Regions from separate parts of the Mus musculus genome. Here regions 2 and 3 are each linked to region 1. The links are chromatin loops, found by intact Hi-C in ENCODE. Cell type or tissue: left cerebral cortex. All regions are shown on one strand. Each heading gives the region's core, and the rest is flanking DNA. Links, peaks and the distances in the headings are about the cores only.

Region 1 (10,409 bases), core at 3,431-5,930:
AAAGAAAGAAAGAAAAAGAGAGAGAGAGAGAGAGAAATGTTTATGAGTAGACAACCCCACCTTCCCTTGGAGACACATACAGCACAGCTAAGGTCAAAGACCTCAGCTATGGTTTACCAGTTCTCTTCTTTATAAAACCTTATGATTGCCTTATATCTTAATGTTTACTTGTACATTTGTGCCTACTTGTCAATATGCGTATCCTATATAAGCAGGTGTGTGAGAAGGCCAGAGGGAGGTGTCAGAACCCCTACCTGAAGGTGCAGGCGGCTCTGAGCCTGCATCAGTGCTGAGAACGGAACCTGGATATCCTTGCAAGAGCAGTAAGTGCCTGAGCCATCACTCCAGTCCATTTTAACAGCTATTGGCCCAATGGCAATAATCCCCAAACTTATTAGCTAGGGGGTCAGAAGAGAAAGTAGGAAGGAATTTTCTTTTTAAAAATCTCTAATGGGGGGCTGGAGAGATGGCTCAGCGGTTAAGAGCACCAACTGCTGTCCCAGAGATCCTGAGTTCAATTCCCAGCAACCACATGGTGGTTCACAACCATCTGTAATGGGTTCCAACACCCTCTTCTGGTGTGTCTGAAGACAGCAACAGTATACTCATATACATAAAACAAACAAACAAACAAACCCTTAAAAAAAAAATCTTGGGCTAGTGAGATGGATCAGCAGGTAAGAGCACTGACTGCTCTTCCAAAGGTCCTGAGTTCAAATCCCAGCAACCACATGGTGGCTTCTAACCATCCTTAATGAGGTCTGATGCCCTCTTCTGGTGTGTCTGAAGACAGCTACAGTGTACTTACATATAATAAATAAATAAATTGCTGGGCAGTGGTGGCGCACGCCTTTAATCCCAGCACTCGAGAAGCAGAGGCAGGTGGATTTCTGAGTTCAAGGCCAGTCTGGTCTACAGAGTGAGTTCCAGGACAGCCAGGGCTACACAGAGAAACCCTGTCTCAAAAAAAAAACAAAAATCAATCAATCTTAAAAAAAATCTCTAGTGGGCAGGACAAGAGAACACCAACCAGACCTTAGAGCAGAGCAATTTCTTTCCTTCCTTCTTAGCTTTTTAAAAGACTCATTTTATGGGCATGGACTCTGACCTGCATGTATGCATATATGATGTACAGGAAGTGAGTGCATGCCTGGTGCCTGCAGAGTTCCTCTGAACTATAGTTATGGGCAATTATAAACAACTATGTAGGTGCTGGGAATCAAGTGTGGGTCCTTTTCAGGAGGGAATGCTGTTAACTACTGAGCCATCTCTCCAGCCCTTTGTCTTCAGTTTTTGAGACAGAGTCTATCTTAGTAGCCCAGGCTGACCTGGAACTCACTATATAGCCCAAGCTGGCATCAAATAATAATCTTCCAACATCAGACTCCTTAGTGTTGAGATTACAGTTGAGGATAATCACATCTAGCCAGAGCTAAGAACTAACTTTGTCTCTTCCTTTTTTGTTTTTCAGGTGCTAGGGATCTTGTGCACCCAGAGCACAAACCCTATCACTGAAAATACTCCTCAGGACTCTTATGAAGCATTCACAAAATCTCTTTCCGAGGAACACACACTTTCCTTTCCATCTATTTGAATGAGTCTCTGTTGTATGAGGAAGGCTGGCACAGGCTTAGCTCCTGGCCCCATTGCTGGGATGCAGGCAGTACTCACAGCTCAACTGTTCTTACTTTTCCTTGCCCCCTCCTTCTATTTTTGCTTTTGTTAAGTATTATGGGAAATGTCTCACTCTGTTGTAGTACTTAGGAATAAATATTGTTAAAAACAAAATGCCATCCCAGCACTCTGGAGGCAGAGGCACGAGAATTTCTGAGTTCAGGGCCAGCCTGGTCTACAGAGTGAGTTCCAGGACAGCCAGGGATACACAGAGAAACCCTGTCTCAAAAAAGCCAAAAAAAAAACAAAAACAAAACCTCCAACAACAAAATGCCAAAGCCTTGGAATTGGCTCAGCCATTAAGATAACTGGTTCTGGGGTTGGTGAGATGGCTTAGCTTTCCAATATATAAGACTGTAAGTAAAACAAGGTCCGTGAGTGTCAGCAGGACCCAATGAGAGCCAAGGCCTACCTTCCTCCTCCTCCTCCTCGTCACTGGACTCACTGACATGCACACTGACAGCAGCATTTGGAGAGTCTGTCCATTCAAAATAAACCCCAAACCCAATGTCATAACTGTCTGTGGCAAATTCCCAAAATAGGTATGATCCTTCCTCATGAGTCGGGACTCGGACGGTGACGACTTCTCCTCGACGTACTGTAATCACAGAATCTGCATCCTGCCGAATCTTCTCTTTAAAGTCTTTGATTTGTGGTCTTGTCCACATGGATGGAGCTGCAATCACTGGAAGAGAGTCTAAAGGCAACAGGATTTACAAAAGCTGAAGCCAGAGGGTTCTTAGCCTGCAGAGAACATCTGCACAGGGCTACCTGTGTTCTGACACCGAGCTAGCTCAGACCAAGGATGGAGGGAACAGAAAGGCTTCTCAGGTTATTATAATATCCAAGGTCAGAGGTGCTCAGAGGTCATCATACCCTTCAATAAAACAGAAGCCACAATCTTACAAGTGACTTTTCTTAACAATCTGCTTTCATTTCATTCTACCTGTTGAAAAATCTCAACCTCTGAGCATCTTAAAGTTCTAAGGGCTTTTCTGAAAAGAGCTAAGAGAAACAGAAAATCCTGGACAACATTAGAACCACTGGAGGGACTCATTTGGAAAGGACAAACATCTTGTTACTGAGCAGTATTCATGTTTACTGCAGAACTCAGCAGGTTTTCCAGTTAAGTTAATGGGATTCCCTTACAAGATTTCCTCTCATGTGCAAACCCTCGCAGACCCGGGTACGTAGCTCAGGTCAGAGTGCTTGCTGGGTATGCACACGTCCCTGGGCTCAGTCACTAGCACTACATAAAGTAGGAACTAGTACTCAAAGTCACCCTCAGCTACACAGTGAGCTGGAGGCCAGCCTGAGCTGCCACAAAAGGAAACAAATCAACAGTTGTGGTGGCACACGCACCCCTTTAGTCCCAGCACTCACTTTGGCGGCAGACAAAGCTCTCTTGAGTTGAAGGCCAGCCAGGGCTACAGAGTGAGATCCTGCCTCCAAAAAAAAAAAAAAAAAAAAAGTAGGAAGAGGAGAAGAAGAAAAAGAGGGGGAAGGGGAGGAGGAGAAGGAAGAGAACAAAACAAAATGCTAATGAGATGCCTCAGCAGGTGAGGCACTTGCCACCAAGTTTGATTACTTGAGGTTATTCATCAGAACCCACATGGTAGAAAGAGAACCAAATTATGCAAGTTGTCTTCTGGTCTCCTTGTATGCACACATATATTTATAGAGTAAATCAATAACTGAAAAAAATACTGGTATAAATTCTTGGTAAGACTAAAGTAAAGATGGTCTTCTCTGAAGCTATTTTTCTGTTACTTGTTCTAAAAGGTCAAGGAAGGTCAGAAAGAGTTTCAGGAATCCTCCTTACCACACATGCTTCAACCCAGCTCAGCACTCACAGGCTCAGGTGGGGCAAAAGAAAGAAAAATCACTTGAACCTCCCTATCCTTACTTCTAACTGCTGAATTCGACATTTGTCTAAATAACAAATCTCTGCTGGGATAAGAGGCGTGTGCCACCACAGCCAGTTTCATGTGGTGCCTCAAACTAAACCCAGGGCTTTGTGCAACTGCTCTCTCTCAACAGAACTAGATCCCCAGCCTTGCTTGTTGATGTCTGTGTCATCAGAAGCATCAGATTCAGAGTCAAAGAGCAAAGGAGCTGGGCTCACACTCACGTAAGTGCTCCCAGAAGCTACTTGGCTTAGCTTCCTGATCTTTGCTTTTCAGGAGGTCTAAGAGTGACACCTAGATGGATAAATATATGTGCTAAACCATACCTTTTGGTCCATTTTCCAAGGCTTCTTCTGCAGCTTCTGGCTCAAGGACTTTTTCGGAATTTTCAGTGTGGGTTTTGGCCTGTCCATTAACTGACAGTGTATCACTTGCTCCAGCTGTGTTCACCTTTGATGATGCAGGCAATGATGCCCCAGCCATCACTACTTCTTGCTGTTTCTGTAATGCTGCCTACAAATTGAGAAAAAGTTAAGATGCTCTTTCCAGAACGGCTAACACTTGCCTAGGAGTGAAGTTTGACACCATGCATTTGCTCTAAAGCATTCAAGAAATTACTAATTAACTTTTGCCAGCTTTATCATACCTGTAATAAACACTAATATAACACCAACTGACAGCTAAACATGATTAAACAATCAATCTCAGATAAAACTACTAAGGACAACAATTAAGTATAGTGATGTCACTGGCCTCCTTGAGTGTTGAGATTAAGGGCATATGCCATCATGCCCAGCAGTGATATATATTCTTAAAATTGAATAGAAGTAAATGTTTTTGTTTTTTTAATAAAATTCAACTATAGGCAGGGGATGATATTGCATGCCAATGATTTTAGCACTCATGATGAAGTCAGGCAGATCCGTGAGTGTGAGGCTAGCCTGGATTAAAGAGAACCAGCCCAACCAGGGACACAGAGAGATACTTTCAAACTACACAACTGGGTATGTTAAATATGCCAGCACAGCACTCAAGAGACTGATGTGGGAAAAAAAACCCAAAAACCCAACAACAGCACTTGAGCTTTCTCCCCATCCTCACCTTCAACTACAGAAGTTAAAATTACAGAAACTGAAAATTATACTTCAAAGAAACAAATGGCCACAGAAGATTCACAAAAACAGAAGTTATAATTGGTAAGTTTGACAGATATATAAAGTAGCAAACAAAACCCTCATACACGGACAACTATTCTAATATAGACAGAAATAAATATTCATAAAAAGGTTATAATCATAATTTAAAAAATTTTTTAATTTAGGGCTGGACACATGGCTCAGCGGTTAAGCGCACTGACTGCTCTCCCAGAGGTCCTGTGTTTTATTCCCAGCAACCACATGGTGGCTCACAACCATCTGTAATGGGGTCTGATGCCCTCTCTGGTGTCTGAAGAGAGCAATGGTGTACTCATATACATTAAAAAAATTTTTTTTAATTTAGGTTTTAGGGAGTTAATGTTAGCCTCATCAGGTGCTTATGTACTGAATCATACCCCGGCTCCAACAAAATGTTTTTAATAAAGTGTGTGTGAGCCAGGCAGTGGTGGTGCACATCTTTAATCCCAGCACTCGGGAGGCAGAGACAGGTGGATTTCTGAGTTCGAGGCCAACTTGGTCTACAGAGTGAGTTCCAGGACAGCCAGGACTACACAGAGAAACCCTGTCTCGAAAAACCAAAAAATAAAAATAAATAAAATAAAAAAATAAAATAAAGTTTGTGTATGTATGTGCACACACACATGTGCATTTATCCAATTATCCATTTACTGATTGATTAATTGATTAACTGATTGAGACAAGGCTTCAATAGTCCAGGCTGGCCTTATACCTGCATCTGCCTCTCCCCTAAAATTTAATAAAACTATCAATCAAGTTACAAAAACACACTGGTCTGGCCAGGTGGTGGCAGTGGTGCATGCCTTTAGTCTAAGCACTCACGAGGCAGAGGCAGGAGGATCTCCATAAATTCTAGGCCAGCCTAGACTATATAGTGAGTTCCACAACAGCCAGGACCACCCGAAGAAACACTGTCTTGGAAAACCAAGAAACAAACAAACAAAAACATTGATCTAAGGGTTATGATAATGAAGTGAGAGGTCAAATTCTCACTTAAAATTTTGTACTGGTCTGGGTACACCCTACAATCCCAGCACTTAGGAGGCTGAGGCAGCAGTGTCTTGAGCCTGAAGCTGGAGTGATCCACACAGCAAAGCAGGGAAAGAGACAGTACAAAGACATCTGCAAGGTCCACTGACACAGGCCAGTAACTCCAGATACTTGGAAGGCTGAAGCAGGAAGACTGAGATATGAAATGCCAGCCTGGGCAATTTAGACTCTTATCTCAAAATATAAAAAGAGGACTGGGGAATATAGCTCTCAGTGGTAGGATACTTGGCTAGCACCCAGCTTTTTTTTTTTTTGTTTTTTTTGTTTTTTCGAGACAGGGTTTCTCTGTAGCCCTGGCTGTCCTGGAACTCACTCTGTAGACCAGGCTGGCCTCAAACTCCAGAAATCCTCCTGCCTCTGCCTCCGGAGTGCTGGGATTAAAGGCCCGGCTCACCCAACTTTTTACACTGGGTTACACATCCATATGGAGGCCACAGCACTGAATGTGTGTGTGTATGGGGGGGTGGTGTTGAAATCTGGCAATAGTACAGGGTTTCTGAGTGCACAAGGACTAAAAAAATCCATTCAAAATTAGAGTATAATAAATCTGAGGTAGAACTGAGCTCTACTCAACTGCATGAAGGCAACTTCCACTCAGCCTTGGTTCTGAACACAGAACACGCATACTCTGTCCATGACTGTCATGTCATACAATACCAATGAAAGCTGCTGATATACCTTAGCTCAAAATCAAGATTTTTTAAAAAATATTTATTTATTTTTATGTATACGACTATACTATAGCTGAACAGATGGTTGTGAGTTTTCATGTGGCTGTTGGGAATTGTATTTAGGATCTCTGCTCGCTCTGGTTGGCCCTATTCTCTCTGGCCCAAAGGTCTATTTATTATTACCCATAAGTATACTGTAACTATCTTCAGTCGCACCAGAAGAGAAGGTTAGGTCTCATTATGGGTGGTTGTGAGCCACTAAGTGGTTGCTGAGATTTAAACTCAGGACCTTCAAAAGAGCAGTCAGTGCTCTTACCCACTGAGCCATTTCACCGGCCCTCATCATTATTTTATGTTATAAACTGCAGTGTTTTTATTACACACACAAAGTGGTCTTTACTTAGAGAAATAAAACAACTTACTCATGGAAAACAAAGACATTAAAACTTAACTAGTGTGTATTTAGATTGTAGGAGCTGGAGAGATAGTTCAGTGTCTAACAGTACTGGCTACTCTTTCAGAAAACCCATATTCAGTTTCCAGCATCCAAATGGTGGTTCACACAAGCATCTGCCACGCAAGTTCCAGGGTTCTGATGCCCTCTTCTGGGTCATGCAGGCACCAGGTATATACACATGCATAGATATACATTCAGGTAAAATACTCATACATATAAAATAAATAAATCTTCCCCCTCCAAAAAAGAAAAATTCCTGATGGTTGGTTAAGATGACTCACCATACAAGTTAGTTTTAATTGTCAACTTGATATAACCTAGAATCTGCTAGGAAAAGACTGGTGAAACAATGTTTATATTGGATTGGATTGGCCTGTGAGCAACTGTCTTTATAACATCAATTGATGTGATCCAGCCCACTGTGGGCAGTACCACTCCCTAGACAGGGGTCTGGAACTGCATGAGTGGGGAAACCCAGTTGAAAGCAACATCTGTCTCTGCTCTTGACTGTGGAGGTGATATGATCATCTGTCTCAAGCTCCTGCCACTGTGACCCAAAGACAGGGTCTCACTAGGCAACCTTGGTTGACCTTGAACTATCTGTATAGACTGGCCTGAAACTCACAAAGAGATCCAGTGCTGGGTTTAAACACCTCTCTCTGCCACTACATAAAACACAAGACTTTTAAAAAAATACTCTAAGGCTTAGACTCTAAATCACTTCCAAGGAAAAAGCACCAGCTATTCAAAAAAATGCATGCAACCAAAACACATCAGTACATTCAAAACATTACATGATGGTGGGAGAAGGTAATCTTGGAACTCTGCAGTAAAATCAATGAACTCCTCTGGATGCCACTGACTGGGACACTTACTTAGTGGATACAGCAGGCTGCAATCATTTATACTACTTTTTAAAAAACATATACTTTGGGGGAAGTTTTAAAAAGCATAAGAAGATCTGGTATGGCAGTACTTGTTTGTAATCCCAGTACCTGGGAGGTAGGGTTGGCGTCTCAGCCTGGATCACATAAGAAGTTTAGGACTACTGGTAGTAGTGGCATCTAAAAAAACAACCAAACCAAGCCAAATGAAAACAAACAAGGGGCTGGTGAAATGGCTCAGTGGGTAAGAGCACTGACTGCTCTTCCGAAGGTCCTGAGTTCAAATCCCAGCAACCACATGGTGGCTTACAACCACCGGCAATGAAACCTGACACCCTCTTCTGTTGCGTCTGAAGACAGCTACAGTGTAGTTATGTATAATAAAAAATAAACCTTTGGGCCAAAGAGAGTGGGGCCAACCGGAGCGAGCAGAGGTCCTAAATAAAATTCCCAACAGCCACATGAATACTCACAACCATCTGTACAGCTACAGTGTGTACTCATATATATATAAATAAATAAATAAATAAATAAATAAATAAATCTTAAAAAGAAAAAGAAGAAAGAAAACAAAAGGGCTGGAGAGATGGCTCAGTGGTTAAGAGCACCGACTACTGTTCCAGAGGTCCCAAGTTCAATTTCCAGCAACCACATAGTGGCTCACAAACCATCTGTAATGGGGTCTGATACCCTCTTCTGGTGTGTCTGAAGACAGCAATGGTGGTATACTCATATACATAAAATAAATCTTTAAAAAAATTATTAAAAAAAAGAAAGAAAACAAACAAAAAATCCAAACAACCCCTGCCCACCCTACCCCCCCCCAAAAAAAAAACAAAGGAGAAAGGTACAGGAACAATACAATAGACACTCTAGGCAGCTACACCACCTAAACGACAGGCACAGCAGTTTTGTTCAGTATTTACACAAAAGTTAATACTTCAGAGTAGTAAATTCTATTTCTTCCTTCCCCTCATGTAAAATTCATTAGTAACTGTAAGAAGAGAACCTGAGTGGTGATAAACTGTAAGGCTCAATTCTCAGGTAGCCCACTGGACCTATCTAGTCCCAGAAGCAACCAATTAGAATAGAATTTGATCATACTATTTCCAACTGCAACTTCTGTCCCATTTTTGAATTTATTCTACCAGAATGACTTTCTCCTCTTAAAGTAACAGCAGCCTATGAAGAGGACAGTGTGTAACAACAATCTTATTAATTATCTCAATGCCTATCAACTAAGCAGGAAAAGGGGAAGGGGATGATAAAGTAGAAAAAGGCTACCCAAGTGGAGAAGCATCTCTCAAAAAGGATGCTTGTTAAACTGGATTAGCACCTTATGATCCTCTTGTGGGCTATAGAGAACCTATAGACACTTTTAACATCTCATTGATTTCTAAGACTAGGAGAAGACAGGTCATTTTATTTTAAAAATTTCCACTTTCCTAAAAATATTATGGTATGACTGTGTGTATAGTTGACTTTGTCAAAAAGTGTCACAGCTCAATATAGTGAGCATTTATAAATCAATTAATTTACCTATTTCCATCTATTCCACCCCCCTCTCCCTTTTACTTGGTAATGGGGTCCTTCTAAGCTATCCAGATTAGCCTGAACTCTCAGCCACCTGGGCAGTTGGTATTACAGGTTTTTTTTTGGGGGGGGGAAGGGGGTTCGAGACAGGGTTTCTCTGTATAGCCCTGGCTGTCCTCGAACTCAGAAATCTGTCTGCCTCTGCTTCCCGAGTGCTGGGATTAAAGGCGTCCGCCACCATGCCCGGCTGGTATTACAGGTTTACATCACCAGGCCTAGCTACTATCCTTCTCTTCCTTTTATCATCCTGTGAGGTTAGAAACCTTCATCTTGTGTCTTATTCTCACAGAACAGAGGAAAAGCAGGAAATTGGAGCATCAGTAACACATCAGAAAGTCAAATGACAATGGCAGAACCAGGACAGAACCCAGCACCAGACTCTTTCCACGTCTTTCACTTTAATCACTTTCTCCTGTATTTTTGGTTGAGTCTAGCCTTTAACACCTGAGCCATCCCTCCAGCTCAAACTACCTAAATGTTGAAGCAAATGTTTAGGAATAGGATGCTGGAGAAGAGGTATATGCTGTCATGAGTTATAATAGATCTGGATCTGGCCCAGCTATGAGGAACCAGCCTATGGGCCTTATGGGAGGGGACTTCATCCCTTTAAAGCTGTCTGTTCCCGACAGGGCATGTGTTCTTACCAGCTACTCAGTCCTCATGCTTCCTGGGGCACTATTAATAGTCCATACCAGACTCACTGTTAGGACACTGGCCTACACAACTCCCACACACCCTGAACATTACGAAGTCATCTTCTGAGGTTCAAGATCCTGCACTTTCTTTTTATTTTATTTTTTTTCTCGACACAGGGTTTCTCTGTGTAGCCCTGGCTGTCCTGGAACTCACTTTGTAGACCAGGTTGGCCTCGAACTCAGAAATCCGCCTGCCTCTGCCTTCCGAGTGCTGGGATCAAAGGTGTGTGCCACCATGCCCGGCTAAGATCCTGCACTTTCTTTTGTAACTGCCAACACAATGCTAAACAGACTGCCTAAAAG
Region 2 (10,409 bases), core at 3,592-6,091, 160 kb after region 1:
TTTTCCAAGAACACACACCTGACTCCACACTGGCCTTTCAAACCAGCCACCCCAAAAGGCTGTACATTTGTTTAACAGCACTGCGAATAAGCACACTACTTCAGGATCTACTGCTAATCCGGGTCTTGAGCTTTGAAGAAGGCAGAGGCATGATCACTTTTTGTTAACAGTGATGAAGAGCTGACAGATCCACACTTGTAAACTGGATCGACTGTTCTTGAATGACATCTACTCCCTCCTGTGAGTGAACCGGCCCGTGCTGTCACTGAGTGCTTGAGGTGACACACATGCGTGCAAGTACCTCACTGCTCTAAGACTATGGCACTGGGCACAGCCACCAGAGCTGCTGGATTTGTAGAGCAGCCTGTAGTTTCTGGATTCCTGGACGGGGAGTAAGAGGCTGTGGCTGGCCAGGTATAGAGGACCCCTCCCCTCCCCCCCATCAATTGCTGGGAAGACTCAGGTGAGGGGATAAGAGCCTATGTCTTGCTTAGCCTGTTGTCCACACCATGCAGGCCCACTCAGGAGCAGCACCATTCCAATCAGCATCATCTCACCTCGTGTACGAGATGAGCGAGCCCTCTAACACAGCTACATCCAGCCTCAAGCTTTAAGAAAGAGAGCTGACTTGAGTTTGGCTAATTGACTGGAGCATGGATCAAGACAGCAGTGGTCACAGGAGTTTTATTGTTTAATTTTTATTGTTATTATTATTTTATGTCTATGACTGCTTTGCCTACCTGCATGCCTGTGTACCACTTGGGTACCTAGTACCTGTGGAAGCCAAAAGAGGGCTCTGGTTCTCTTGGAACTAAAAATACAGATGGTTGGAAGCCACCAAGTGGGTGCTGGAAATTAAACCAGGGCCTCTGGAAGAGCAGCTAGTGCTCTTATCTACTAAGCACTCTCTTCCACCCAGTTTTCTCTTTCTGCGAGTGATCGAAGGCTTGGACTTCCATCGGCATCAGCCAGCTGGTAAGTCTGAGCCCCAAAGAACCAGACCTACCCACCCTAACACAGAAATCAAAGTGGGAAAAAGCAATGGGGGCCAGGGCCCAGGGCCAGTCCTCCACAGTACACTGCATGTCCCACGACAGTGACTGGGCAAGCAGGAGCTGGGTGGGATGGAGGTTTGCAGCTGCATGGTCTTAGAAAGGAAAGGTAACACATGAGCTCAAAAGCTCAGTGTGTACCAACCACGCTCATGACGCTCAGCCAATGAGCAGCGAGAGCTGCCTCACTCAACACCCACCTCGTACTCCACCAAGGCCTTTTTCATGCTCTCCACGTCGAAGATCATCCCCACGAGCTCCTGCACTGGCTTCGGCAGCTTCGACTTGGTGCCAGGCTTCACCGTCAGCTTCTTTACTGCCTCTTCGTCCTTCAGGGAAGGGGGGAAAGAGGACAAGGATTGTGTCCAAGATTAGCTTCATGGGTTCTGCTTTTAAAATGTCTCACGTTGTGCCCCCTATGGGGAGTGTGGTCTTTGGAGAGAGTGTGTGTGGCATAATCCTGGCCATGAAGGCAGAAATGGGTGAGTACCACGTGTTACAGTTAATCTTGGGCAGTTTTATTTTCTATACCTTTCTCAAAAAAATTCTGAAACAAGTGCTTAGGAGGGTACTACCCTGTCCACCTCTAAGTCCAAGGGCTCAGTCGCCATTGTTTATTATTATAAACTTGTTTATTTTTTTGAAACAGGGTGTCACTCCGTAACTCAGGTGACCCTGAAATATACTATGAAGACCAGAGTGAGATCTGCTGCCTCTGCTCCCTGTGCACCAGGACTAATCGTGTGCCATCAAACTGACCTGACCTCTAAAGTCTAATTCTTAATGCAGAGCTCATAACACTCTACAACAGAAAAAAATCCTCTCTAAGGGATGCCAGACCCCAAAGGCGTGGAGTTAAAATCTGTACCCATTCATAAGTCTATTTTTACAAAACTAACATGTACACGCCCCTGGCTACGATTACTAACCCTACATAGATCTTCTTAAGATCTCTGTGGCCTTAAGCAATGATGTTTTACCAAGTATGGCGCACACACACACGCCTGCAAGTCCAGGTTTGGAGGCTGAAGCCAGATGACTGACTGTTAGTTTGACTTGCTAAACAGCAACCCTCCGGGTCCACCAAAACAAACATCTAGGCATAAAATGTCACCTAAGAGGTAACTCAATGCTGCCTCAGGGCCCACAGGGAGACTTTAGGATAGACAGGTGATCTATACCAGGGCAGAGCACATCAGCTCTCCCAACCCGCCATCATTTCCCTCAGTGCTGACGTGGATTCCACTGGAATCTTCTACAAGTTAAGCATTACAGTGAAGCCCCAGAGCAGCTTCAGAAACCACCTTTCCTTGGTATCTCAGAATCTCTACTGCCAGTGGGCGTGACAAAGCTTGTAACTGCACACCTGCAAGCCCAGCGCTCAGGAGGCTGAGAGTCCAAACCCAGCTTGAGCTCTCTCCACTCTGTTCTTAACTTATCCAAGTTTCATTCAAAGTCTTATGGTATAGTATACATTTTACAAAATGTTTTCTGTAGCTACTGAGATGTTCACGTGACTTCTACCCTTTGTTCTCGGGGCATATTGAAACGCCAACTACCTCAAGTTCTGTTTGTATTACCCTGAGCTTGGGGTACTTGTACCCTGCTTGACTGACTAGTTACGATTTTTATGTTAGAGATGGTGTTCAACGTACTCTTCTCACGATCTTGGGTGAAACTGGCCTCACGGCATGAGTTATGTTTTCTTCCAAGTTGGGGGGAAGAATTTGTTGCCCTAGTATTCTTTTTTTGGTTTCTCTGTGTAGCCCTGGCTGGCCTCAAACTCAGAAATCCGCCTGCCTCTGCCTCCCGAGTGCTGGGATTAAAGGCGTGTGCCACTTCTGCCCGGCGTCGCCCTGGTACTGTTAATTCTTCTCTAAACATGTGTCACTGTTCAGTGTCACCACCTGAGTCACCCCGTGGAGTTAAAGGGACAGATCTTGCTATGATTACCTGGCCATAGTCAATCTCCAGAGGGTAGAACTTCTTGGGATACTTTGTGAAGTTTTTCGAGTGCCAGGCATTCCCAGTCTTCTCTTCATACAGCTTCATGAAGTGCTCAACAGCGTCCTCTTTGGAGGGCATCTGCTCAAGTTTGTTACTGCCGATAACTGTGCCCACCCGGCCCCAGGACCGGAAGATCCAGTACCTGTAAAGGGACAGAGACCAGGGTGAGCTTCTGCTCTGTTAGGCCTTCCTCCGTAAGGGCAGCTTTAAAAGCGCACTCTCTCCCTCATGAGTTGGTTGAGAGGTGCTGCAGGTAGAACCTAGGGCCTTGAGCACACTAGGCAAGCGTTCTACAACTCTGAGAGGATGGCTAAACACACTGAAACTATCGCTATCATCCCAAAAAGCAGTGAATAGCATAGAACAATAAATGTGAAGCCAGGTGTGGTAGTGCACACCTTTAATCGAAACACTTGGGAAGCAATAATAAGTGGATCTCCAGGCCAGTTTGGCCCACAAAGGTTCCAGGAGAGCCAGGGTTACAAACAAAAAGAATAAAATGTAATCTTAACGTGTTCCATAATAAACCATGGGTTTGTTTTGTCTTTTGAATGGCTAAGAGAATAGCCTAGTAGGAGTGGTGAAGATACACTGTGATGGCTGAGCACAGCAACATAACCAACAGCCATAGTGGCTATTCCTTATGGGGAGACTTCAAATACTGGGTTTTTGTGAAGGTTCCTCTTGCTTCAGGCCCTGCAGTGGCCTGCCTTCCCAAGGCAGGCAGCACACACTCGGTCTGGAGGCCTGGGCTCACCTGCTCTCCTTGTCGTCCTCCAGAAGCTGCAGTTTGTAATAGGAGTTCGTCCCTTTCACAATGTCCACCAGGCCAAGTGTGGCGCTGAACACCTTCCCACCTTTCTCCAGGACGTGTGCAGAGTGTTCCAGACCTGCCCCAGAGGCAAAGCTCCTATAGTTTTCTCCCTTGAAGGGCTAGGGTGCAATAGAGGGTTCTGTGGGCCTACGTGTCCCCAGTAAGTTTCATGTCACACCACCTTTAGAGGTCCCCACTGACCCACATGCTTCCAGGACTGGCCTGCTCCCTTCTGGCTACACTGACTGGAGATATCTCCTAATCTCTTGGGGTGCACGGGGAGGCTCTGACCACTCACCAGAGTCAGGATCAACGGCTGCTCCTCCCTTCAGAGTTAATTTCATCCTCTTTTCAGATTTGTTGACACCTTGGAAGGAAAGGACAGAGGAACTTAAAGACTCAACCAAGACAAAGGCAGGAGAGTTTCCAGAGCCACGTGTCATGGCGCCGCACACCACCTGCTGCCGAGGGCCTGCTGCTTTGTGTCCGCTAACACTGAAGGACACTGCTCGCTGCAGCACTTAGGGACAGAACAAAAGTCACAGGCAGGTCAGTTGGGCCTCACCTTCCTCCTTGACAGCACCCTTGCTCTTCTTGGAGGGTGCAGCTGACTTCCCCTTGGGGGCCACCACTTCACCAGGCTCTGCCTTCACCTCAGCCCCCCACGAGGACAAGCTGTGGGCCGAGAGCAGCTCTTGGAGGCTTTTAGTGGAGGCAGACACGTCCTGGAGGAAGTCCTCACACACAACTCGAACGTTGGCCGCTTTCACTTCCTCCATCTTCTTACTCATCTTCTCCACCTCCTCTGTTTACAACCAGACAGGGAGAAAGGAAAACCCCAACGATAGACTGAACGCATCCTCACTACAGCCCGACAACGCCAATGACCCCATCACCACCAACTTCTCTCCCAAGCTATAGCTGAATCTCATCCCAGCAGTCACGCTCCAGCGCCTGGCTGCCCCTTGGGTATGCAAAGCCAAGGGAGGCTACCTTCTCTAAACCTTGAGTGTGGTATCAGGAGGCACACAACTGAAATGGACTCTTAGGCCCAGACCCCTAACACTCAGCAGGAAAGTCTATAACATAAATGCGGGCCTGGGCTCCATCACCAGACTACAAAGTAATTAATAACCTCCACCTACCTACAGAGGACCCAGGATACCCCATGGAGCACTGGGGAGCAGTGTAAGCTTACGGGACTGAGCCACTGTGAACACATATACTACAGTACAGATCCTAGCTTTACATCAGGCTACAGTGGTGAGTCTGACCCCTAGCTGTGCCACACCAACCTTCACCACATTTGAACCACTGAACTTACTTTTAGTGCTGATACACAAGGAGGCCTTGTTGGCAGATCCTGTCAACTTGCCTCCGAGTTTCTCAATCACAGCTTTTGCTTCGTCCTTGTTCTGGGAGAGCTTCCCAAGAGTCAGGATCTTCATGTTAGACAGGGGCTTGTCTGGGGTAAGAGATCAGAAGCAACAGGCTACGACCACTCAACTCTAACCCCAGGAAAGGATGAATGGAGGCAAGACAAAACAGCTGGCTTTAGGAGAAACCATAGAAGCCACAGAGCCTGGCCAGCCTTGGTCTTCACTCTTTTCTTTGGGAAAACTTTATGAAGACAGGCGCCAACAGGCAGCGGGGAAACAGAGGGCAGAACAGCAAATCAAGGACCCAACCCATGAGTTCTGCAACTGAGAAAACTGGGTAGGGCATAGGCCACACACAGAACAGGTGACCCAGGCTGGCTACCCGGGGACTGCTTGGGGGGGGGGGGGGCAGACTAGAAAGGCTGCATCTAGAGAGATGAGAGACCAGAAGGCTAGAAGAAGGTGGGTGGAGAGCTCTGAGTGCTTCACACTCTCCTCTCCTAACTCCTGAGTAAGAAAGCACAGTTCTTATTTGCAAATCAGACTTGTTGCTGACAAAGCTAAAAGGTTTGGTTAGCATGGCCACACTGAGCTAAGTTGTTCTAGGCAAAGGGTGGCCAGCCTTAATGTCAGGCTGGTGACAGCACTAACTGTCAGGTTGGTAAGGATGGGGTAAGGATGTTGGTAAGGATGAGTTGAAGGTAGAAACACAGCACTGGTTATAGCTAGGCCACAGGCCATTGCTTCGGATCTCCCAACTGGGAGATCTTGTCTGTTCTTTCTAGGGGGTGGATATTGAGGACATTACCTGTATTTCTCTTAAGGCTCTGTAGAGAACAAAATCACTGATTTGGGTATGAAGTGCAAACAAGGAGACCAGAAAGCAGATCCTACAGACCACCACGTGTGCAGCAACCCCCAGGCTTTAAGCAGCAGAGAGGACTTGGGGTAATGAGTTCACCATTATGGGCAGACTAGGTGCAGCTGGCCTAGTGCTCAGAAGCAGAACCTTGTCCTCTGCCCACTCCAGCACAGCCTCCACCTTTACAGCGGAGGAGTCTCCACGGGCCTGAAGGAGCAAGCGGCACTCTCCTTTCCAACGAGGCATTGACCTCACTGCTTCTGCGGCCTAGGTCATGCCTACCCATGACCAGGGTCTCCCTGGCTCTCGATGGTTGGCAGTACAGGGAGGACAATGGGCCTGGAGACTGGGGACCTGTTCCATGTTACACTGGTATATAACCTGAACTTGTCCCAAGGAATGTTAGCCCCACAGTACATGGATCACAGGACATCCTCCTCATTCTGCTATGTCCTTGCATGGCACCCCACCCATAATCCCTCCCGGAGCCATACCTGCTGGAGCAGAGGAGTTCACAGCTGTGGGTGCTGAGGTGACAGAGAGGGGCAGTGCCAGTGGTGCTGGGGCGCTGCTTTCTGGAGGGAATATTCGGTCCTGTTTTTTGACCTTTAACTTCTTGAGGTAGGATATTTCTCGGAATTCCTAAACAATGTTAAGTTTTAGTTTTAAAGACATTAGAGGTCTCTTAAAATAAACTTACAATAGATTAAGTGGGATTTGTCCTGTGAAATTAAATAATCTTTTAAAAATCCCTATAATTAAATAGGAAAGGCTTAAAGTTCCCAGGAAGAAAGCGTATATACTGTTGTTTTCACAGGGCTCATCCCTACATTTACATAATCCAGGTGCTACGGGTGACCTAGGTGAGAAACCTCACCCTTTAGGAATAAAATGCCAGCGAGGTGATCAGTTTGTGCTGCCAACCAAGGGATGGAGTTTGGCCCAGAGCCCACATGGTGGAAGAATCTCCCACAAGCTGTCCTCAGCCTCTACATGTGCCCCTCCTCAACTAAGGGTAATATTTTAAAACAAAATAAAAACCTTAGCTGACAACTTAGTGGGGGAAGCATCACTAGACCTAGGAGGCATACTGGGACCATCCTGTCCCCAAGTCACTTCTCTCAAGTGTCTATCATGTGCTATCAGGGGCTACCACATGGTTTAAAAAGCCCCCAAGAGTAGCACACTTAGGCCAGGGTTAGGGTAGGTGACAGACAAGTGCACACCTTTAATCTTACCACCTAGGAGGAAGAGGTAGGCAGATTTTTATAGGTTTGAGGCCAGCTTGGTCTACATAGTGAACTCTAAGACAGCTAGGACTACAAAGAGATAGAATGAACTATTATTAAACATCAAAATCCAAGGAACTACCCAGGTACAGGGGACCCTTACTACACGTTCCCCCAAGTAAAGGAAGCCAGCCCAACAGGCTGCACAGGACATTATAGAAGTGCTAGAAATAGGAAAACATGGAGCTGATGAAAAAAGATCAGTGGTTTCCAGAGGCTGGAAGTGGAAAGACAAAGAGAACATGGGAAGTCTTAGGGAACAGATGTTGTAAATGATGCTTTCCTGATGGGTACGTTCCATTCTATGTTTATCAGACCCTACAGACTGCACAACGCCAAGAGCGAGCCTTAATGTAACTTATGGGCTTTGGGTGATGTTGTGTCAGTGCAGGCTCATCAACTCCCAGGGTGCACCACTCTGATGCAGGGAATTTATGCTGCGGAGGGTATGCAGGATCCAAAACCAAGCAACAAAACACACCCAGTGACAGATCTTCACGTTTCCCAAAGGAGACAAGGCTAATAAGTCACTCACTCGTTAGGGAAGAGCCTGCTGTGAGCCCTCTTGCATTCACTGGGAATTAGTCATTATTATCATAATCATTAATTATTATCATAATTATTCTGAGACTTACAGTAGGCCTTGCCCTACGGAGGTTGGCCACTTGATGACGTCTGGTGAAGAGCAACCCCTGTGCTCGAGTCTCTACACAGAAGGGTAACTTTCCCAGCTGTGCCCACACTCAGTGAATGGTAAGCAAGGTGCCAGACACCTCAGACTTACCCTCACCAATGCCAGGTGGCATAAGCAGGTTAGATAGAGGATTTCTGCCCTCAAGAAAGCAGTCCTGTCTGAACTGAGTACAGCTAAGAGCCAGGAGGGGACAGCAAGCATCACCAGGCTGTAATGGATCTTGCAGCACCACCCCAAAAGACATAAGCAGGCAGGCTGCATCGATGGCTAATTCTGCTCAGTGTCATCTTACAACTGTCCTCACCAAAGGCAGTAACAGGCACACAATGCTATGTGAGGGAGGAAAGCAGACAGGCTGAGATTCTAAAGGTGAGAGAACAACAGGCAGGCTACAGAATGGCTATAGGCGGAGAAAGACTGGAAGGGAGGGTGGAATTACAGCAGTGAACAGAGAACTCTCTCCTCAGTACTGATATGAGAAAGGGTGAGAAACGCGCGGACTGTCACCTTGTGTGACATGCAGCATGGCCATGTCCAGAAGGTGGAGGGAGCCATGGTTTCCTGCTGACAGAGTCCAGGAAGCTCCCCACCTTACCTTTGGAGTTACCCATTCCTTTCGGCTAGGATTCTGTGTCTTGACCATGCACTTGGTCCAGGCAGTGACATCCCCAGTACAGTAATAAGCGTCGCTCTTAAAGACCAGCTGGCCTGAACACTCCTTGCAGGGCAGAAGGGCCCCAAACGCCATGCCGTCAGCAACTCTGTCCAAGATCTGAAGAAACATGCCAGAGACCAGGGCTCAGGAAAGGACAGTTACCAATGCAGATGGAGAAACTCTCACACAGGCTCTATCCCTGCAAAGAGGCTGTCTCTGGGCGCTACCTTAGCCCAGGTGCCAGGTGACAACACAGCCTGGGTTTTGTATGTTTTGAATCCTTATCTCCAAGTGAAGGGTCCTACCGCAAGCACTGCACCACACAAGTGGCCCAAGTAGGCACGGTGGGTTTAGCAGGCCTGGACATGTAGCAGCAGAGAGCAGCTCTCAGAAGAGTATGAACTAAATCCACGGCAAGGGCACCTGCCTACCTTGGTACTTCACCGGGTTCTAAACCAGGACAAACATGGCAATGTATGGTATGGCTGGGGTGGCCTACTGGCTGAAGGAGATGGTGACCATGATTGTTTTGAACAAAATCTCATTAAACATTGGATTTTCTCTGCTGCTCAGAGAGGCGGAGAAAGCACCTAGGAGACCACCCTCCTCAGCTGAGGACACCTCGCCATCTCAAAAACCCCTCACACTCAGTGTCCTGCCCTCTACTTCCGTACAGCCTTCTATCTGTCCTCTCGACTCCCTCTTACTGTTGTTTTCCTATGTTCACTTCCTGTCATCTGGCTGCTTGCCTACCTCTGACCTAAGGCTGACTTTACTTAATCCTACTTACAGTATACAGAAAGCTCCTGGATTAAAGGTGTTAGGGATGAGCCACACCACAACTAGAAACAGGTTTTTCCAAGCAAATGACATAATCTTGGAGGTGATCAAATATCCTGCAGCTCAGGATAAGCTCCACCGTCATGGAGCCTGGGTTTCCCTCCTGTGTGTCCCCACAGCAGGGGCACTCACCGCTGACTCTCCTGACGGCACCTGCTGCTGGTTGAAGATGAGCAGCTCCTTCAGGTCGTTGGTGGAACACGCTTTCTTCAGCTCGTCTTTGATATTCCAGATCAGCTCATTCTGAGCCTAAGGATGAGACCCCCAACTGAGATCAGTTCTTGTCAAAATCTTAACAGCTTTCTTAGCTTACATTTAAAAAGTTACATTCACTTATTAACGCGTGTACACTACTATGTTCCATAGGGCATGTTTAGAGATCCAAGAACGTGGGAGTTGATTGTCTCCTTCCACAATGCAAGGGCTTGATTTTATTGTTGCTGGTGTTCTGGGTTTTCTTTGGGAGGAGGGTCCTTTATTATGTAACTCACTATGTACATCAGGCTGACTGGCCTCTAACTCTGCCTCCCAAATGTTGGGATTAAAGATGTGTATTATGATACCCAGCCCCTAGTGTAGGCCTTGTAGATCAGGTCACTAGGGGTCAGTGAGGGGCTGCCTTGATCTTGGGGCCATCCCTGGGCACTGCGACATTACACAAAGAGGAGCGACTTCATTGCCATTGAGGCAGGGAGTGTGGGCCTCCTCCTTTTGGGATAATAAAAGGTCTGGGTTATACACTTTAGGAAGTCCAAGAGGTAACTTTTAGGGGGAGACTGGAGTAAGACAGAATCTCACTCAGGAACCCTGGCTGGCC
Region 3 (10,409 bases), core at 4,281-6,780, 150 kb after region 1:
CCATCTCGCCAGCCCCCCAAATCAGCTTTTCATGAGACGAGTGTCTCATAGTGTAGCCCAGGCTGGCCTCTACCTTCCGAGTGCTAGGACTCAGTAATGTAATAGCATGCTCTCATCAGTGTGCACTGTGTATACTGTGCTAGCCCTGGATCTCAGCTGGCCTAAACTCATTCCTGAAAGCCAGGCCCTGATGTTTACAGCAAGGTCAAGTTCCAGGCACATCACTCTACAGCAGCTTTGAAATGTGCTGTGTTTGTTGAAGGATTGGTCCTCACCTCCCTAAGAGGGCAACACTCGAGTACAGTCAGACCACACAGAATCCTGATGGCCAGCACAGTGCAGGAACTCAGTGCTTCTCAGACAATGCAACAGGACAGTCTGAACAGCCAAGGACGGGCTGAACAGACGCTGCCCGAGGGCTGCTTACTAGGTGGGCAGAGCATGGCACTCAGACCCTCAATTTTGGGGTAAGGTTGTTGTTAGGTCTGTGGACATGCCAGCATGGGCCGAAGCACTGGCTTTTCATTTATAGTGACTTCACTTTTGGTTGCTGTGCTAGTTTGAATGATAATGGCCTCATAAGTTCACAGGAGTGGCACTATTAAGAGGTGGCCTTGTGGGAGGAAGTGTGTCAGTACGGGGTGGACTTGGAGGTTTCAGAAGCCCCCGGCCCCTTCCTTTCAATCAAAATGTAAAACTCTCAGGTCCTTCTCCAGCATCATGGCTGCCTGCATAGCACCATGCTTTCTTCCATGAGAACAATGGACTAAACTACACTTAACTGCAAACCAGCCCCAATTCAATGTTTTTTCTAGTCGGTTTTGGTGGCACATATCTTTAATCCCTTAATCCCAGCACTTGGGAGGCAGAGGTAGACCATCTCTGAGTTCAATGCCAGCCTAGTTTAGAGTTAAGTTCTAGGACAGAGGGGACTACAAAGAGAAAAAAAAACTGAGAGGGGAGAGAGGAGAGAGGGAGAGAGGGAGAGAGGGAGGGAGGGAGAGAGGGGGAGAGAGAGAGAGAAGAGAAGAGAAGAGAAGAGAAGAGAAGAGAAGAGGGAGAGACGGAGAGAGAGAAGAGAGAGAGGAGAGAGAGAGAGGAGAGAGGGGAGAGAGACCTTCCCTTTGTAAGAGTGGCCATGGCCAGGCGTTTCTTCACTACAGTAGAAGCCCTAACAAAGACAGCTGTCATTCTCGGGGCAAGGCCTGAGATCCTCCCCCAGCCCAAGGTCTCTTTGTGTAGCCCTGGCTATCTTTGAACGCAAGAGATCCATTTGCCTCCTGAGTGCTGCTGGGATTAAAACAATGTGTCACAACCACTCGGCTAAGACTTAGATTTCTTAAACATGGAGAACAGTACCAAGTGAACATTGCAAGAAGCCACTGCTTAGAATAAAGTAGTCAGAAGTGGGAATATGGACTTTAGGAGTCACCTTGTTCAGTAAGCCCTGTGAGGTACTTGCTCTTCTCTGCTGGTACAAAGGCGATGGTAGTTGACGAGCCCTACTGACAGTTTTCATCTACAAGGGGCTGGAGACGTTCAACACTTAAGAAGAGCTTGACCACGTGCCCAGGCAGTCACACCCCTCATCAGAAGTCTCACTTCCTCATGTCCCCCAGTCTGACTGCGGCCACACACCGGATTCTACAGGACAGAGCCCTAGACCACAAATGAAATAGAACACTTCATTTTTCTTCTTTCCTGTCTTGAGTGAGTTCTGCTTTTTGTTCCTCCCACCAGAAATCAAACTACCACCAAAACAACCCCAAACTTGTGAGTCCTTGAGTTAGGGATGGTGGGAGTCGATCCTGCGCCTGTCAGTCCTGCACTCGTCTGTGGAAGGTCAGGAGGGGCCCTGACTTTCAGAGCTGAACGTAACAGTCAAGCCTGATTTTCGAATTCCAGCTAGCTCTAGATGGCCCGTGGTTTTAGGACAGTACAGTGCAGAGATTCCCAACCTGGGGTTGCAACCCTTTGGGGATTGAACAGCTCTTTTATAGGAGACCATGGAAAAACTATAGAGAATTACATTATGATTTCATAACAGCAGATAAACTACACTTCTGATCAGAAGCAACAAAAACAGTTTTATGCTTAGGGTCACCGCAACATGAGGAACTGCATTAAAAGGGGTGCAGCCTTAGGAAGGCTGAGAAGCACTCATATAGCTGAGTCCTCCTGCCTTGCCAAGCACTGGGAATCTGGAGATACACTTTTGGGACTCAATGCTATAGAAGCTCATACCTACAGGGCCTATGGAGACTCCTCACTGTGAAGATAACCATAGCCCTGTCAGAGGAGATGAGGCACACAACACGAGAGTAGATATCCATTTGCATTTTAATTGAGAACTATAGCCCTTTGGGTGGCTGTACTGATTACAGACGGTTCAATTTGGAAGACATAGAATCCCAAATGCAACTTTGAACTGACCACACTACAGGCTCAGTCGCCCCAGTTAGGGGTTTCAGGTAGTCCCTTCTTTTGGCTATCCCATGTCTATCACTGAAAACCAAGCAAAACAAAAGCTCAGCAGACTAAGAGGGGGACATACAAGATAAAAAAGAAAATCTATATAGTATGAAATTAACTTTTATTTTTAGCTCAAAATAAATGCTTAACATTTTGCCAAAATTAAAGCAAAGATGAACCCTTGAAAAAAGGGAGGAAGCACATTTTTCCTTCCCTGGGGAAGCCAGTAAGGCAGACATCGTGACTGTGACGTGGTGTTTCTTCCCTCAGGACTAGTCTAGGCAAACAACAAAATCCTCTCCCCAACTTTTGCTCTACTGCCAGCTGCTGTCTATGGAGCTGTGGCTGGTAGGACAAACCACAAACAACCGGCCTGCCCCAGTGCAGCATGGACAAGGGACTTGAAACCAGAGCCCTTTAACCTGTCTGTATAAAACCCTTCCTAAGGAGATTCGGTGAGGGGGCCACCCTTCGGCGGCAGCATGGCTGAGGTTTTGTGGTGTCTGGTGCAGAGGCACTAGGGAGAATTGCCCCCTAGGCCCTGGGTGCTGGGCACAGCCCACCCCTCGCACTTTACCACAGGGATGTCTTAAAATTGAACTTGAGTTTCAGCAGGTATTTGAGATTCACCTGAGCAATGTCGTAGACAATGTACCTGGGGAGGGCAGTTGTCAAGGAGCCAACAGTTGAGTCCCCAAGATCTCTTACCCAACATGCAATCTCCTGAAAGTAGGGAAGGCTAGTGCCCAGAGAGACAGGTTTATCCATACAGCAGGGAGTCAGACCTCAAGTTGACACAGGAGACCACCCAAGAGGCAAGTTGTCCTGGGATCTAAGAGCATGCATACCTGCTGGTACAGCTCCAGAGCACACAGCATAGCCAAGAAAGGATACTCATTATACAGCAGGCAGGTGTCGTTGACACCAGATGGGATCCCTGTTCCCAGTGGAACCTCTACACCCTCCAGGGTGATGCTGGCCGAAGGGTCAGGGGTGGTTTTTCCCAAACCTGTAAGATGGAAGAGTCAAGTTCTAGGTTTAACAGGGGATGTGTAACAAGGGCTGTGAAAATGTCCTGGGCATACATCCATTTTATACAGGGTTTGTGTTCACTTTAAACAATCTTCAGATGCAAGCACAGCTACTGTAAAGAAGGTTTTGAGGCAATGCTCTAACCCAGTGAAGTCACCGTGGCCCAGATGACGTTATACTGTGGCGAACACCCCAAGGAGGCCTTGATCATCATATGCTACCCATTCAATAAGTCCAGGGGCACCAGAGGTCGCTCTTGGCCCTGATACCACGGCTTAAAAGCTGAGGCTCCCAGTGCCCTGACTTGGTTCCTGGTATTCCACAGAACTCCCATGGTATTATGACACGGGAATCAAACAGTTTTGTTTTTAAATGAACCTCCACCCGAATCTGCCGTGTCAGGCTGGAGGGACAGTACCTTTGACACTGTGCTTGCCCTTGGGTAACTTGCTGATATGTGAAGCATGCTTGAGTTCATACCTATTCAAAAGAGGACAGTCTCAGAAGAGCCTCTGGTCACAGGGCTCCTAAACCAACACCTTCCTCAGCATCTTTACTGGTACATAAACTAAGTGCCCACAGAGCCCTGTTCACCCTGGCACCTCCCTCCCCAGCTCCTGGACACTTCAGAGCCCAGAGCATTCTTCTCAAGTACAAAGCCTACAACAGTACCATTCCTGTGGGGTTATTTTCAAAGAAAGGCCTGTCTGGAGCTGTGGCCAGCTGCCTGACAGTTCCTGTCTAGTCTACCCTATGGCCTACTTCATCTAGTTCTGGTCACAGCTCAAAGGATAGAGGTTGCCAGAGGATGAAGGAATAGGGTCTTCTCTTTGAATGACCTTCCTTCGTCCTGGCTCCTGTTTGGTTTTCATAGCTTCTCTAACTCTCCCCTGACTCCTCCCTCGAGCTGCCATCTACTACTGCACTTAAAAGCCAAGAAGACTTCTTCTAGTCCACTCTGCCCACCCTGGCCTCAGAGTCCAGGTACTCACATGTTTCCAAGGGCAACCTCTCCCAGCAGTATTAAGCCAATCGGGTCTCCCTGAGATGTGTGGCAGTAGTTTGCACTTTTGGACACCATGTCGGCAAAGTAGATCCCTTTCCCAAACATGTAGCCTGTCTGGAGAGTTGGAAGAAGGACAGCTGAAAACCTTCCAGCAGTGAATTCCCACAAGCACTTTGCCCAGCCAAGGCCCACAGCCATCACCTCGGAGAGGGACGGCTCCCTCTATGGAAGGCCAGTGCTTACAGGTGGGCTGGGGAAGTCACGTGAGAGCGGACTCTTTCTCTTTACCAGGAAGTTTCATAAGGCTAATGTGAGCGAGTTAATGATCACTACTTAGACCAAGCCAGGCACACATACACATCCAGCAGGCACTGATGTCACCACTCAGCCACACACCAGTACCTAGCGTGAATGAGAGCTATAGTCACCAAGCCCTTTTCTTTCTTCTCCACCTTAGAGGGCCCGTTTACTTGGTCCGTTCTGTGACCCAGCAGGCAACATCCTCTAGCCCTTGTCCTATTTTTTAATGGTGGAAATTTGGGAGCTCACGGTTGCTGCCAGCTGAGGAAAGGAAGAGGCATGCCTGGGCTCCAAAGCCTGTTCCCTCCTGAGAGGGCCTGCTGTAGGCTGGACTCTCAAAGCACCGGGAGACCACTGCAGGGACAAATCCTTCCACACCGCCCCAGAGAGGACAGCCACCTACCACAGGCGCTTCAGGTGGGGCTATCCGCAGACCCTGCGACAGGATGCCAGCAAAGTTGGTGGTCCTGGAGCCGTGCCACAGCAGCCTCCGGTTGTGAAGCTGCCTGAAGGGCTTGTAGCGCTGGCTCTCCCCCTCGCGCTCTATCTTGAAGATCTGGGCAGACGGTTGGCAAGAGAGAGACAGATACAGTTACTCAGGTTCACCCAAGAGATGAACAGACTCGGGAGCTTCCGATGCTGACCACCTGCCACAGGAACACTTTAGCTTTGCCACACCATCCACGGGCTGGGATGGGATGACAATGCACGTGTCCCAAGGCTCCACTTATAGAGACGAGCCATTACAGACACCGGGGCTGACGTGCAGCAGGTACACACCTAAGGAACCTCTTTTGTAGGTTGTTCTCACTATGTAGACCAGGCTAACTTGGAACTAAGTACGCAGCCCAGGCTAGCCTTGGTCTGTTAAGCCTCCTGAGTGCTGGGATAACAGACGTGTACCTCATCTGGCCTGAGGAATCATAAACTCCCGGTAATCATGTTTTCTGACAAATCTGGGGCACTCTAAGTACACAGAAAAAGCCACACAGCCAACTGTACAGCAGCGCTCACTCTCCTGCTCACGTCACTTCTGTTTACTAAAAGTAGAGCCAGGCAGTGGTGGCACAAGCCTTTAGTCCCCGGCATTCAGGCAGAGGAAGGCCAGCCTGCTGCACAGAGAGAGCTTCGAAACAGCCAGGAATACAGATCCTGTCTCAAAACAGCCAGGAATACAGATCCTGTCTCAAAACAGCCAGGAATACAGATATACAGGAATACAAAGAAAAAAGCAAAAGAAAACAGAAAGAAGAGCAAACGGCTCATCCTCCCTGAGCCCGGCGGGACAGGCAGGGCAAACGGCTCATCCTCCCTGAGCCCGGCGGGACAGGCAGGGCAGGGAGACCCGGCAGCACGGAAAAGGGAAGAGGATTCTTACATCGATCACTTCCAGGTCATAGGCGTTGTGCGTGGTAGCATGAGTGTTCTTCACGTACTTCCTGATGACCTCGGCCTCTTCAGAATCTCTGTCAACCACCTGGAAAACAGGCATGCGGAGTCAGGGCGGGGGACACCCAGAGAGGAAGGATACCGATGGACTGACCTAAGGGACACCAGGAGCAGCTCACACTGCCAGGGACTGACACTTGAAGGCCGAGGCCAGAGCCTGACTGTCACTTCTTTATCCGTTTGCACTGCTCGAGAAGAAGCTCAGAGCTCTTGCCTATACGCTAGACTATGAGTCAAGCTACAAACACCAGGTTCACCATTACTGAGGTGAAACTATTCTGACCAGGAGTCCAGCTCACCGACGGAACACAAGGTGACATGATACAACTTCCCTCTCCCTACGCAGTCCTAGGGATGGGCCAAAGGCCCTTTCACATGCCCAGCAAGTACTGCTCTACCACCAGCTATCTGAGGCCAGTCCCCCGTCCATGTGTGCCGCGGCTGGCTCAGTGCGTGCCCAACCATGTGACGTCAATGTAACCCACACAGAATAAGCTGAGCACGTGCAGGAGGCTGAGGGTGGCCTTTACACTGTCTTATTGCAAGTTTGGAAAAACCGAAGAATTCTGATTATCTGTGCTGTCTCTCGTAGTTAAAAACAGGAGCCTCCTCAACAAGAACCTTAGCTTTCCTGCTAAAAAGGTACATTTGGCATCATATCCTACTTGTGAGGCAGGCACACTTAGGAACAGCTTAGCTACCTGGGACTCCACTTGCTTGGCCCATGTAGGCACCCTGTTCTAACACTGGGAGCCTCACTTGTTCATTCTGCACACATTCTCCTCCATCCAATGCACCTAAAGCCTCTGTCTGCCGTGGGCACACCGACCTCCAAACAAGGCAGTAAGTTAAGAACCATAGGGGCTGGAGAGATGGCTCAGCGGTTAAGAACACTGGCTGCTCTTCCAGAGGTCCTGAGTTCAATTCCCAGCAACCACATGGTGGCTCACAACCATCTGCAATGGGATCTGATGCCCTCTTCTGGTGTGTGTCTGAAGACAGCTACAGTGTACTTATATAAAATAAGTAAATCTTAAAAAAAAAAAACAACATAAAATTTAGATAGATAATATTCTAGTTATGTCTGGGTATGAGTAGGAAGGCTGATCAAGCCTCAGTTGGTCTTGGGTAATAAAATAAAGTAAACTGTCCTTTAAGCAGACTTCTGTAGAGACTCCTGTGCTGTCTGGTTTTATGCCAACTTGACATAAGCTAGAGTCACTGGAGGGGGCCTTGATAAGACTGGGCTGTAGGCAAGCTTGTAGGGCATTTTCTTCATTACTGATTTATATGGGAGGGCACAGTCCATTTTGGGTAGGGCTACCCCTGAGATGTTAGTGGTCCTGGGTTCTATAAAACAGGCTGAGCAACCCGTTGGGAGCAAGCAGTAGGCAGCCTGCCTCCACGGCCTCTGCATCGGCTCTTGTTTCTAGGCTCCGACTCTGACCTCCTTCCACGATCAACTGTGATGTGGATGCATCTTTTCTTTCCCAAGTTCCTTTGGTCATGGTGTTTCAATGGTAAGTACTCTAAATTAGGATAAATCCTCTCTTCACTATTTTATGCCTATGGGAAATGAGGCGCCTCGAATGACTGAAATCACATGCACAGGGAGAAGAAATGCACAAGACTGCCAATTAAAACAGAGAATCACCCAACCTACACTACTTTTGCAAACCTTTATTTCAATCCTTTGACTAAGAGGCCAAGAATCTGGAAACACCTGGCCCAGACTTCAACCACCAGTAAAACCTGGACTGCCTGGCAGAAAACAGAGGCAGAAGATGGGGGTATGGGCTGATCTTGTGTGTCAACTTGACATAAGCTAGAGTCATTACAACAGAGAAGGGAGCCTCCCTTGAGGAAATGCCTCTGAGATCCAACTGTAAGGCGTTTTCTCAACTAGTGACTCAGGGGGAGGGCCCAGCCCATTGTGGGTGCTATCCCTGGGCTGGTGGTCCTAGGTTCTAAGAAAGCAGCTGAGCAAGCCATGAGAAGTAAGCAGGTAAGCAGCACCCCTCCATGGCCTCTGCATCAGCTCCTGCCTCTAGGATCCTGCCCTGTTTGAGTTCCTATCCTGACCTCCCCCAGTGATGGACTATAATCTGGAAGTCTAAGCCAAATAAACCCTTTCCTCTCCAATTTGCCTTTTGGTCTTGGTGTTTTGTTGCAGCAAGAGACCCAAGACAATGGGCACGCCAGACTCAAGCTCAGGCTGGGACAGAGGCACACACTTCAGGCAGGGCAATTTCCACCCCCCTGAGCCTTCAGCACAGCCCAGTTCAATTGTCTGCTTGTGCTCAAAATAAAAGGAACTTTTCAAAACTCAAGTCTCCACACCGACCTGAGGCACTCGCTAGCTCAGACTTTCCAGTGGGTCTCAAAGGCCACCAGAATCACCTGGATATGTGAGAACACAGACTCAAGGCCTAGTACACACTTAAGCTGTGAAGATGGCCTACCTGCACGTATAGGTTGGGGACGCTGCTCTAAGGTGAGCTACTGAATGCTACCCGGGAAGGGCAAGCTCTCACCTTAATGTCAGTTTTGAGTTTCTCGTAGTTGACGTCGATGGGATCCTTGCTGCTGTCGTCAGAGCCACCCCTGAGAAGACTATAGGCCACCTCGATGTCCAGGAGGTTGTCTAGCATCTCCACCTTGGCCTGGGGACAGAACACAGACCTGGGAGCTAAGTCCATAGGGAAGGAGACATCAAGCCCTGACAGGAGTACATGCAGAAAGTAGATGACACCCGACATCTTCCCTTAGGTGGGGGAAGAGCCTGTGCTGGCCAGACCCTGCCATCACCCCTCACTCAATGCTGGGCACTCACAGGCATTTTCCAGAATGCTAATGGGGCTCTGATGCCTGGGGAAGTGAAGAGAAGATGTCAGAACTCTTAAACATGAATGATAGGCAGGAACATAGATGCCACTAAGGATGCCACAAAGTGACCTACGCCAGGGATTCATGGGGACCTTTATGTGAGACAGAGAAATGGTCTTCTTGGCTAATGACAATTTCCTAGACTGACTTGGTAAAGCAAAGGAAAGAAAGGAAGAGTAGGAAAGATCCTACTCTTAACAAACATAGTAAGGAGGGCAGTTAGTCTCAGTAAGACCCAGTGCTGGCCCCACTCCACTGCCTATTACCTGCACGCTGTCTGCGTTGTTCAGGAGTGGGGGCTTCTTCATTCCAAAGTCATGGGGGATCAGAGTGTAGAAGCGATTGGAGAGATCTAGGATCTGGGATTCACTGCTGCCTTGAGACACTGCCTGGAAGGGAAGGGGACAGACAGAAGGACACAGGCCTAAAGCAGCTGCTGTCTATACAAGCAGGGTCATTAGAGTACCTTCTCACCAAGAGTCGTGGCACTGAGGCACGCAGGATCATGGCCATGTAACTGCTTATTATTTATTTATTTACACTAAGAACGATGCTATCATACACTTCATACAAAGAGCTACTGCAGAATCAATGGGGGGGGGGGGGCGCACTCATGGCTACTGCTGTAGAAGTCCTGATTTTTTTTGTTTGAAAATTGTTCACCTGGGCTTGGTGGCACACACCTTTAATCCCAGCACCCTGAGGCAGGCGGATCTGTGAGATGGAGGCCAGCCAGGTCTCCATAGTTCTAGGCCAGTGTGGGCTACACAGAGAGCCCCCATCTCAAACAGACAGACAACCAACGAAAACTGTCCACCATGCTGGGGAGCATCGCCCTGTTGCAGTGGCAAAGACAGTCCACGCCTGCTACCAAGGGCCAGGAGCCTGAGAGAGCTTGAGTCAGGAAGCGAACCATGTCGTGGAAGCAGGGACCTAGTTCCCTGCTCAGAGGCACAGGGTTCTCCAGCACCACCCAGGAAGCCTACTTTCCTGGGTGCTTCTCTCTTCTCAAAGAGGCTGCACCCCACCCTAGGGCTGGAGAGATACTAGAGAAAATTCTCCACCAAACTTAAATTTCTTTTTTTTTTTTTTTTTTAAAGATTTATTTATTTATTATATGTAAGTACACTGTAGCTGTCCTCAGACACTCCAGAAGAAGGCGCCAGATCTTGTTACGGATGGTTGTGAGCCACCATATGGTTGCTGGGAATTGAACTCATGACCTTCAGAAGAGCAGTCAGTGTTCTTAACCGCTGAGCCATCT

The links. Hi-C counts contacts between places; a loop is a spot of excess contacts. Peaks named below come from ENCODE experiments on the same cell type or tissue, not always from the same donor. Only the 100,000 strongest peaks of a DNase experiment are listed, where the experiment ranks them.
Region 2: a loop joins it to region 1, with 2.2 times the contacts of the local background. A loop is called at or near these places in 5 of 42 quality-filtered maps.
Region 3: it touches region 1 in a loop (3-fold over the local background); 6 of 42 quality-filtered maps call a loop at or near these places.

Annotation. Positions count from the first base shown.
Region 1 is chr1:180,738,756-180,749,164 of GRCm38, reverse strand. Acbd3 (acyl-Coenzyme A binding domain containing 3) reads right to left here. Exons shown (of 8, transcript NM_133225.3): 6 at 3,908-4,094; 7 at 2,087-2,371. Among named protein-coding and RNA genes, the nearest start is that of Acbd3, 18 kb to the right of the region's middle. In left cerebral cortex, for the core only: a CTCF peak has its summit at 4,988; no DNase peak of the experiment used is centred there.
Region 2 is chr1:180,582,190-180,592,598 of GRCm38, reverse strand. It overlaps Parp1 (poly (ADP-ribose) polymerase family, member 1), which reads right to left. Exons shown (of 23, transcript NM_007415.3): 6 at 9,725-9,841; 7 at 8,693-8,869; 8 at 6,609-6,756; 9 at 5,198-5,338; 10 at 4,439-4,678; 11 at 4,172-4,240; 12 at 3,817-3,949; 13 at 3,006-3,201; 14 at 1,253-1,381. Mir6904 (microRNA 6904) reads right to left here and starts at 5,398; the gene lies at 5,332-5,398. In left cerebral cortex, for the core only: no CTCF peak of the experiment used is centred there; a DNase peak (open chromatin) is centred at 4,594.
Region 3 is chr1:180,593,168-180,603,576 of GRCm38, reverse strand. Parp1 (poly (ADP-ribose) polymerase family, member 1) reads right to left here. Exons shown (of 23, transcript NM_007415.3): 16 at 9,412-9,534; 17 at 8,794-8,922; 18 at 6,189-6,287; 19 at 5,214-5,366; 20 at 4,497-4,624; 21 at 3,923-3,984; 22 at 3,367-3,481; 23 at 2,578-3,127. The coding sequence ends at 3,046. Among named protein-coding and RNA genes, the nearest start is that of Mir6904, 11 kb to the right of the region's middle. In left cerebral cortex, for the core only: no CTCF peak of the experiment used is centred there; a DNase peak (open chromatin) is centred at 5,825.